2 separate regions of the Homo sapiens genome follow, and region 1 is linked to region 2. Evidence: read pairs that join two places in POLR2A ChIA-PET (ENCODE). Cell type or tissue: Caco-2. All regions are shown on one strand.

Region 1 (4,000 bases), 580 kb after region 2:
AATAAAAAATCACTCCTTACTTCTTAGTAAATTATCCTATGATAACATTTTAATTCTCTTATTTAGAACATTTTTCTATTTACCTTAAATATAACAGATAAAACAAGCTGTTTAACTCTTTAGGAACTAAAATATATAACCATATATCTGGCTCATTGTGTGTACGTGTGGGTGTGTGTGTGTTTGACATTATTCTAAACTACAAATATCACTGTATAAGTGAGATGACGACCACAGTTTCTGCAATGACTAGAAACTGAAACCTATGTTGTAACAGACTAAACCACATTCTAGGTCTGAAATTTGCATCCTCAGCAATTCAGGTCTACGACTGATAATTTTTAAACATCCAAATATCTGTAACATCTGTTATAACACTTGACATATGCAGGTCAATAAATTAAACTATTGCTTTGGGAGAAATGTGCCTGAATTGTTCACTATAAGTCTCTGTAAGTATCATGTTTACTATAGCCCGGATATCTCAATGCTTAACGCTGTTTTTGTCCCGAATTCAAGGAAGGCAGTATGCATTCCAGCTTATTCTGTTATTTCATTTGTTATATGAAAAGTATTTTGAGTACCAAAGAATAAGATTTTAAAAACTGTTAAGAATCTTTATAAAAAGGGTACATAAGTTATCATGTAATGTCTCACAGTACATTCAGTGAAAATGAAACCTTTATTATCATCGTTTCAAAATAAGAAGCTTTCTTTATTTTTAATTAACACACTCAGCAACCATCCAGTTACATACAAGTAAATCATCTTTTCATTTCACATGAAAAGTTATAATTCTTCCCCAGAAGAAGCAAAATTTTAAGCTAAAATACCTGGCCTATCATATATCGGAATCTTTCTCTTTGCTATCCCAACATCATGGGAGAAAAAGGCAAACATTAATTCTCAGAAAGAGACGATCTGGGAATTGATCGGCCAGCGATCTTTTCTTTCTGGGGGCACTATTCTTTGGTTGACTATGATACTTAAAGGGCCAAAGTTTAAAACTACTCTTCAGCAATAGAGACCATTTGGGGCATGCCACCCTGCCATAATCAATGAGTGTTTAAAAATGCTACCCATTTGTTTTTTCAATAGGTTCCAAACAAAAAACGTTCTATCTTGTTTGTGCTGCATGGCTGCATTCAAGCTCTACATCGGATTTGTAGCCAAGCTAGGTAATGGGAGGGTTTTTCATCTTTATCTTTTTTCTTTTTTTTTTTTTTCTTTGCTTAGGCCGGGAGTTATTCATTCAAGTAAACAAAAGATGGCCTATTTCTGAAAATTAACAATGCGTAGACTGGACTGTAAGTCGTGATTTCGTATTTTCTCGAGTTACTAGCTCCATCATAGGCAACATGAGAGTGTGCAATGCCACCATGTTGAGTTATGATAATCAACATCTTTTCTGAAACAAAGATTTTTTTTCCCCCAATGCAGAATTTGATACAAGAGGTAATCTGTTCCTTTGTGGGCTGAAAAAATCTGGTTTACGCTGGTTTGAACCAGTGGAATCTCTTGTGGTTAAGCCTTCTGCTGTGACTAAAATCAAAACTGCACTGCAGAGCATGTGAGGGTTCATGCGCGCGCGCGCACGTGCGCACGTGTGTGTGTGTGTGTGTGTGTGTGTGTGTGTGTGTGTGTGAGGTGTGTCACGTGACCCCAGAACTACCGAATTTTTTTTAAAGCTGATAACGCGACTGCTGTCTCTGTTCGCATACAGATAACGAATAAATGCTGAACTCTATTAAACGCCCTTTACACATTATCGTGGGTCGAACACACAATTTTCTGAACTTATGATGACAGTCTATTTATTTTGCTATAAACCCTCAGCACGTAACGAACAGATTTGTGCCTGGTAATGATCTGCTCTGCCAGGGCTATATGAAATGATACCGACCTTCTTTAGATCTTGGGGAATTAAATTGACCGACTTCACCCCCTGGTCTGTAGCTGAAGTTTGACACACTTTATGCACAGCAAGCCCAAATCAGAACTTAAGAGAACCTTGTATTAAGAAATTAAGCAATCATTATCTGCTAAATATTGCTTTGCCACAAAACTTTCCCCACATTTGGAAATAGTCTACTCTTTATATTTTGAATCTTCTATTTAGGATTTATTAAAAGTCACTGATCAATATAATTCTGCATATAGAAACTGAGAGAGTATTAGGGTTCAAAATCAAAGCTTGGAACAGTTTATTTGCCCCATTATCACACTTCACTATGAAAGGCTTTATGATTTTATTCTATAAGTTGTGTTTTTCCTTTTATGAGAATGGTTCTCATGAAATGCAATCAAGTTATGAACTATTAATGTTTCCACTCTAAATACAACATCACTACATTCAAGAACTCAACTCTTTCAAAGAAATAAAATGTTGCCACATGGAATGGTAAATACGGTATTTTCAAAGAATAGAATGATAATGCTTAAGACAGTAATCCTTGGAAAGCTGATAGCCCAAAAGTACTCAAATGTACAAAGTAGGTAATTTTCTTGCCCCTTCTTTGTAAATCAGCATTAGCTATATTTGATTGAATGAAATGAATATGAATCAGAAATGAATGTATACAAAGCATTTAATTTGGAATTAAATGCAAAGGGTATTGTATGAGGGACATTAAAAATGCTTTTGAAAAATTCTTAATTTCTGAATTTTTAACATTTCTAATCATGGCAGAAATGTTTATGTACCTAAGAGTAAATTAACATACTTTATAGTTAATTGGCAGACTATAATTATATGTATTACAGTCAGGTTTCAGATGCCTAAAAAAACTGCATCATAAATTATCAGAATGAGAAATAATAGCTATTGTATTCATATTATCGAATCTTCACAAAGAAGCAACTATAAGGAGGATGTGTATGTTACATTGAAAATACCTAGCCAGTATTTTACCTATATAATCATTGCTATTAATTCCTTATTTTCCTATTTTGATCTATATTTTTAAACTGACAGGTATATCCCAATTGCAATTAAATGAATATTGCTATTTTTATCTCATTTTGTTTATCTCCAAGTTTTATCCATTTATATAGTTAGTATTCCATGGATAAGAAGTTCTGAAAATCAATTTATTAGCAAATAACTTAGAAGTAAACTTATTTGTAGGCAGAAGACCTTTTCTTATATAAATTATAAGCAGCCCTACCTAGAAAAAAACTCTTCCTAGCTACTGAGCTACAAAGATTAGTATAGAGCCAAATTAAAATATTTTCTTTCTTTACAGAAAGAGCTTCCGTTTTGACTCCATATTCTGAATGAATGCTGATGCGGAATAAAAAAGTTATTCTCAAGTGACCATACCTAGTTAAGGATGTGTTTTAGTTTGAGGGATTTTAATTCCTATATTATGACAAAGAGCCTTAAAACAAAATGCAATGACTTCATATGAAATGGAAACTTTGCTACATTTGGTAACGAAATATCCAAAACGTTCAGTGTGGTCTCTTTGAACTTTTACACCTCAATCAAATTTTAGATGGAAAACTTCACACAAGTAATAATCTAACAGTACATATTCTCATGACTATAATTTATCATACTCTATTTATTGAAGTGACAGTTCCTTACATGTAAACTTCAGGTTCTCCAAGCACTTTCAGAATTTGTAAGTTTGATTTATACAAGTCCAGGGGAAATCTCTGCATAATCACTTTAAGGTGACAGGAATATAATTTGAAAAATTCAGAAAATATGAACTCAATCTATTTTTGTGGAACAGTTTTCTTTAGGCATAAAAATCATACTTATATGTACGCAAGGCAAATGTTTTAGGCATATAAAATGTCCATTAAGAGAAGTGAACACGTTTGAAAAAAAAGGGATCCCTATCATAGAACTACAACATCCATTACGATAAAGGAGTCTGAGTTAGACAGGCACACCCCCTTCCTTTCTATTTCCTCTGCATTAGGCAGTAGTTTCAAATGAGGGAAAGATCTATAGCTGTTTAAAGAACTGACATGGGAACTACGCATTCAC
Region 2 (4,000 bases):
ACTTGATATTTAACATATAATGTTTATTTTTCTGTTTTCAAATATGCTTTTAACAGAGACTACATATTTTAAGATACTGGCAATGTTTGCACTATTACACTACAAGGGAAAATATTAATTAGGTCTAATTTAGATTATAAGTGATAAAATATAACTAATTCAAATTCAGAGGGAACAAAGTCCTATTGTGCTTTTAGGAATTGTATGCAATAACACCACAATACTTGAGAGTATCAAATCTATGATTTTCAAACACAAGTTCAAACTGGCAAATATAAGAACATATTTATAACCTACAAAAGGGGAAGGGGAAGGGAAAAGAGGGAGAAAATGATAAATTTAATTTTTCATCAGATTATCATGATAAACTATACATAACCAATCCAGTTTTTCTGCTCCTAAGACAAACATTTCTGCATTGTTGTCAGCTACATACATCTACCTTTTCTTAGAAAGCCTACCATAGTCAAATAGGCTCATTCACACATTGAGTAAAATAGGATTGAAGTTCCTCAAATCATTCCATAATATTAGAAGACAGGTAAGGAGCTATATCGATACACATCTTCATATTGTTTGAGGTTTCTATTTTTAACTTTATGAAATCAAATATGACGTGACAGCAGCCTGTTTAAGGGGGAAGGGTGCTAAGGAATTAGAGGAGGCAAGCAGAGACACACGCACACACATTCACAAAACTGACCACAGGTTGTGGACGGGATGGTCGGTAGTTGTGGTTTTTAAAACCGCGCGCTGTCCTTGAAATGGAGGCCGCACACAGCTCCATTAGATACAGATCCAGTGCTCTTGATCTATTATTTACAAAGAAAAACCCTTCACTGCTTAAGTGCCCCTTCTACTTCAGCCTTCCATTTCAACAGCATCAAACAACTTGGTGGGGGGAAAAACACAAGACACAACAACTTGTGTTCATCACAACGTTCCGTGCAATTCAAAATTCTACTTGGATGGGAAAAAAAATTAGAATAACCTGAACACAGGATGTTGGCTAAATGACAAACAAATGAGAGGTTTGTCATTTTCTAACAAGCGATACAAGATTTGATCATCTTTCTGTAAGAGAAATTTCTATTTGAAAAGAAGGGAAAAAATTCAGGAAAACTCATTTTACCTCAAGGATGTGAAAAGAAATGTTTTCAAAATGTATATTTGGTATGAAATTCTTTAATTATCAAGTCTGCTCTTTAAGTCAAACTGCATTCGATCTAATTAGTAAGCTTAGATCTCACCTTCATGCTGAACTTTAAACTCTCTGAAGCCAATTAAAAACTATTTAAATGAATATTAAAAGGATTCCTGTGATCATTTCTGACATGACAGAAAACATGCTTTCCAGCAAAAAATAGGTTTACACAGCTTGCCTACATTTCACAAAACATTTGAGTTTTGCATTTAATCTGTGTATTACCCTTTTTCGATTCTGCCATCCAACGCTCTTCCTCAGCTGTTTTATCATCCCTGTTCAAGCATATCTGCTGCCAATACAGTTTTAACTGCAATTAGAACTGCTTTATTATTCAGTGCTCTTCAATTTTCAATAACTTAATTAAGATTTACTGGACGGTACCTATTTCCTACTTTCATTTCAATACGCTATTGAATTGGGCACACATGGAAATGTAGCAATAACAAGTTGGAATCTGGAAAAAAATTCTTAGCAATTTTCAATCTGATAAGCCAAAGCAAACTGAGACTACAGTAAAACACATACTCTTTCTCTCTCAGTCTAGGCCTTGAAATCGCTTTTTGAGAATTAATAAATTATTCTGTTTGCTTAGGAAATTAAGTGCTCCCGTGCAAAGCCATTACAATTAACACTACTAAATGTGTTAGGTTACACTAAAGAAATCCTCACAGTATAATTATATCAATGAGTCAGTTAACTCACATATATTAATTCAATTTATCTTCATTTTGAACCATGTGGACTGATAGATTGTCATCATTAGAAATGACAAAACTCCACGCTGGAGGAAAATACAGACCTGCTAATGCCCTGACTTCTCCTTAAGCCCACACACCATTGACTCCACTAAGGGCGCCTCCAAGATATCAAGGGATGTATTCTCTGCTAAGGACCAAAAAGTCAGAGCTTCTGATCGAGATGCAAAAAAATATCAGTTGGACTCTCCAGAACCTACAAACCGGTATCAATAAAGAAAATTCCAACACAGAAATCTCAGTGCTAATAAGTTCTTAAGACAAAGACCATTATATATTTAGTACTAAAGGAATATTCATCCAATATTCCTTGGGAAAATGCTACAAAATAAATGCCATTTTCCCCAACCATGCAACCTACTGATAAGCATTTCTGATTAAAAAGGAACTACAGTGCCAGAGCAAACATATTAACCAAGAGAGCTCAGCTGGGGATATTGTCAGTAAATAAGATGTTACCAGGCAAAGCAATTCCAGGATTGTTCACAGGGATTTCCTTCTGAAAACTCACAGGATTAGAGGGGGCCTTATTAAGATTTTAACAATCATGAGACTATGATTTGACCTGTAACAACTGATAGTCCAACGAAACCCATCATGATGGTCATCCTGGGTTTTGAAAAGTGGAATCACAGTGGGAAATTCAAGGCTAAGTGACTGGCTTTGCATTTGATTCTTAAAAGGCTGATTTTTATATTTAACATCTTAAAACATCTGACCCAAATATTCTTATTCCCCTCTCTCTTAAAAAAAGGTCCTTGGAAAACTAACATGGAAATCCTTGGGTTTATGATGCCCCAAACGTCATTATTTATCTCTAATGGGAAACAAATTAGATGGTGAGGAGCCCAGGAAAACTAATTTAATTTCTTTAAATGCTGCAGAAATAAGAGAAACCACACAGTTCTTTGGGGCTTGGAGAACTGGAAGCCATCAAGACTAACAAGGACAAAGGGTCACAAATTCTAAAGGGGGTGAACACTGTTCTAAGAAATGCCTCACATCTCCTTCTAGGTGAAGGTGCGAGCAACACAGAACCCCCCTTTCAAGAGAAGTCATCAACCTGGCCAGTGTGTCCAGCCCAGGCAGCTCATCCTATGAGGATGTCCTATGCCCTGTGATTCATGTCTAAATAGCCACTGACCAGTTTGTTAATCAAGCACTGGTGGGGAGGTGCGGGGGAAGAATTAAGTAAGGACATCAAGTTGCTTTGGTAAGTTATAAGTTGTTGATGTAGTCAAAATGACAATATTTCCAATTCACCTGCTTACGGGTGTTTGTGCTCTTATTAGCGATCGGGACTATTACTGGGCTGCTCCTGTACTGAAGTGCAGGGAGAGAGGCTGAAGAAACTGCAAGCTGTCAGGATTTCACCGACTTGACAAGGCAGACCGGGTTGGCCAGTGTTTGGGTTTTTGGTTATAGAACCCAAAAACTCCTGTCACTCATGAGGTCCCTAATTAACTACTGCTACTACATCAATATGACAAAAATAAGGGAATTTGCTTTTCAGATAACGGTGACTCTCTGCTACAACCAAGAGTTAATATTAACAAATGAATTGGAAGCAGAGGAGAAGAAGCCATTTTATAAACCGCAATGACAAATAGAAACCCACCAGAAAAGCATAATCAGGGAAAAGCCTTCTACCTTTTATTTTATTCTTTTTAAAAGGAGGAGGATCTGAATACACAGAAACACTGGCCAAACTCGCCTCCCATGATTGCCTCATAAGCTTAAAACACAATATTGCTTGCCTCTGGAGAAAGACAACATGCCTCCATAACATCAGAGAGAAGGTGACAGTACAGGACAGTACGATCCCATTCTGAAATTGCTTGGTTTTCATTAACAAATAAATGATGTTTTGGTGGACTTTGAACTTTTGCTGTTCACATGAAGTTTAGGAATGTTGGCAAGGAAAGGCACCCAAATCCAGTAAGTTGATTTAAACACTATTAAGTAAGCACGGGAAATTGCTGTGCCCTTTACAACACGTATGTGTTCTCAGAGAAATTAGGTGTGCACACACCCAAGC

Evidence for each region. ChIA-PET counts read pairs that join two places held together with the same protein. Peaks named below come from ENCODE experiments on the same cell type or tissue, not always from the same donor. Only the 100,000 strongest peaks of a DNase experiment are listed, where the experiment ranks them.
Region 1: POLR2A ChIA-PET joins it to region 2 with 6 read pairs; 2 of 35 experiments call an interaction of 5 or more read pairs at or near these places.

What each region holds. Positions count from the first base shown.
Region 1 is chr10:112,528,709-112,532,708 of GRCh38, reverse strand. All of the region lies in intron 4 of VTI1A (vesicle transport through interaction with t-SNAREs 1A), which reads right to left. Among named protein-coding and RNA genes, the nearest start is that of VTI1A, 83 kb to the right of the region's middle. RefSeq lists an enhancer at 1,404-1,453. In Caco-2, no CTCF peak of the experiment used is centred here; a DNase peak (open chromatin) is centred at 1,618; H3K4me3 peaks cover 990 bases.
Region 2 is chr10:113,112,513-113,116,512 of GRCh38, reverse strand. All of the region lies in intron 5 of TCF7L2 (transcription factor 7 like 2), which reads right to left. Among named protein-coding and RNA genes, the nearest start is that of SNORA87, 69 kb to the right of the region's middle. In Caco-2, no CTCF peak of the experiment used is centred here; no DNase peak of the experiment used is centred here.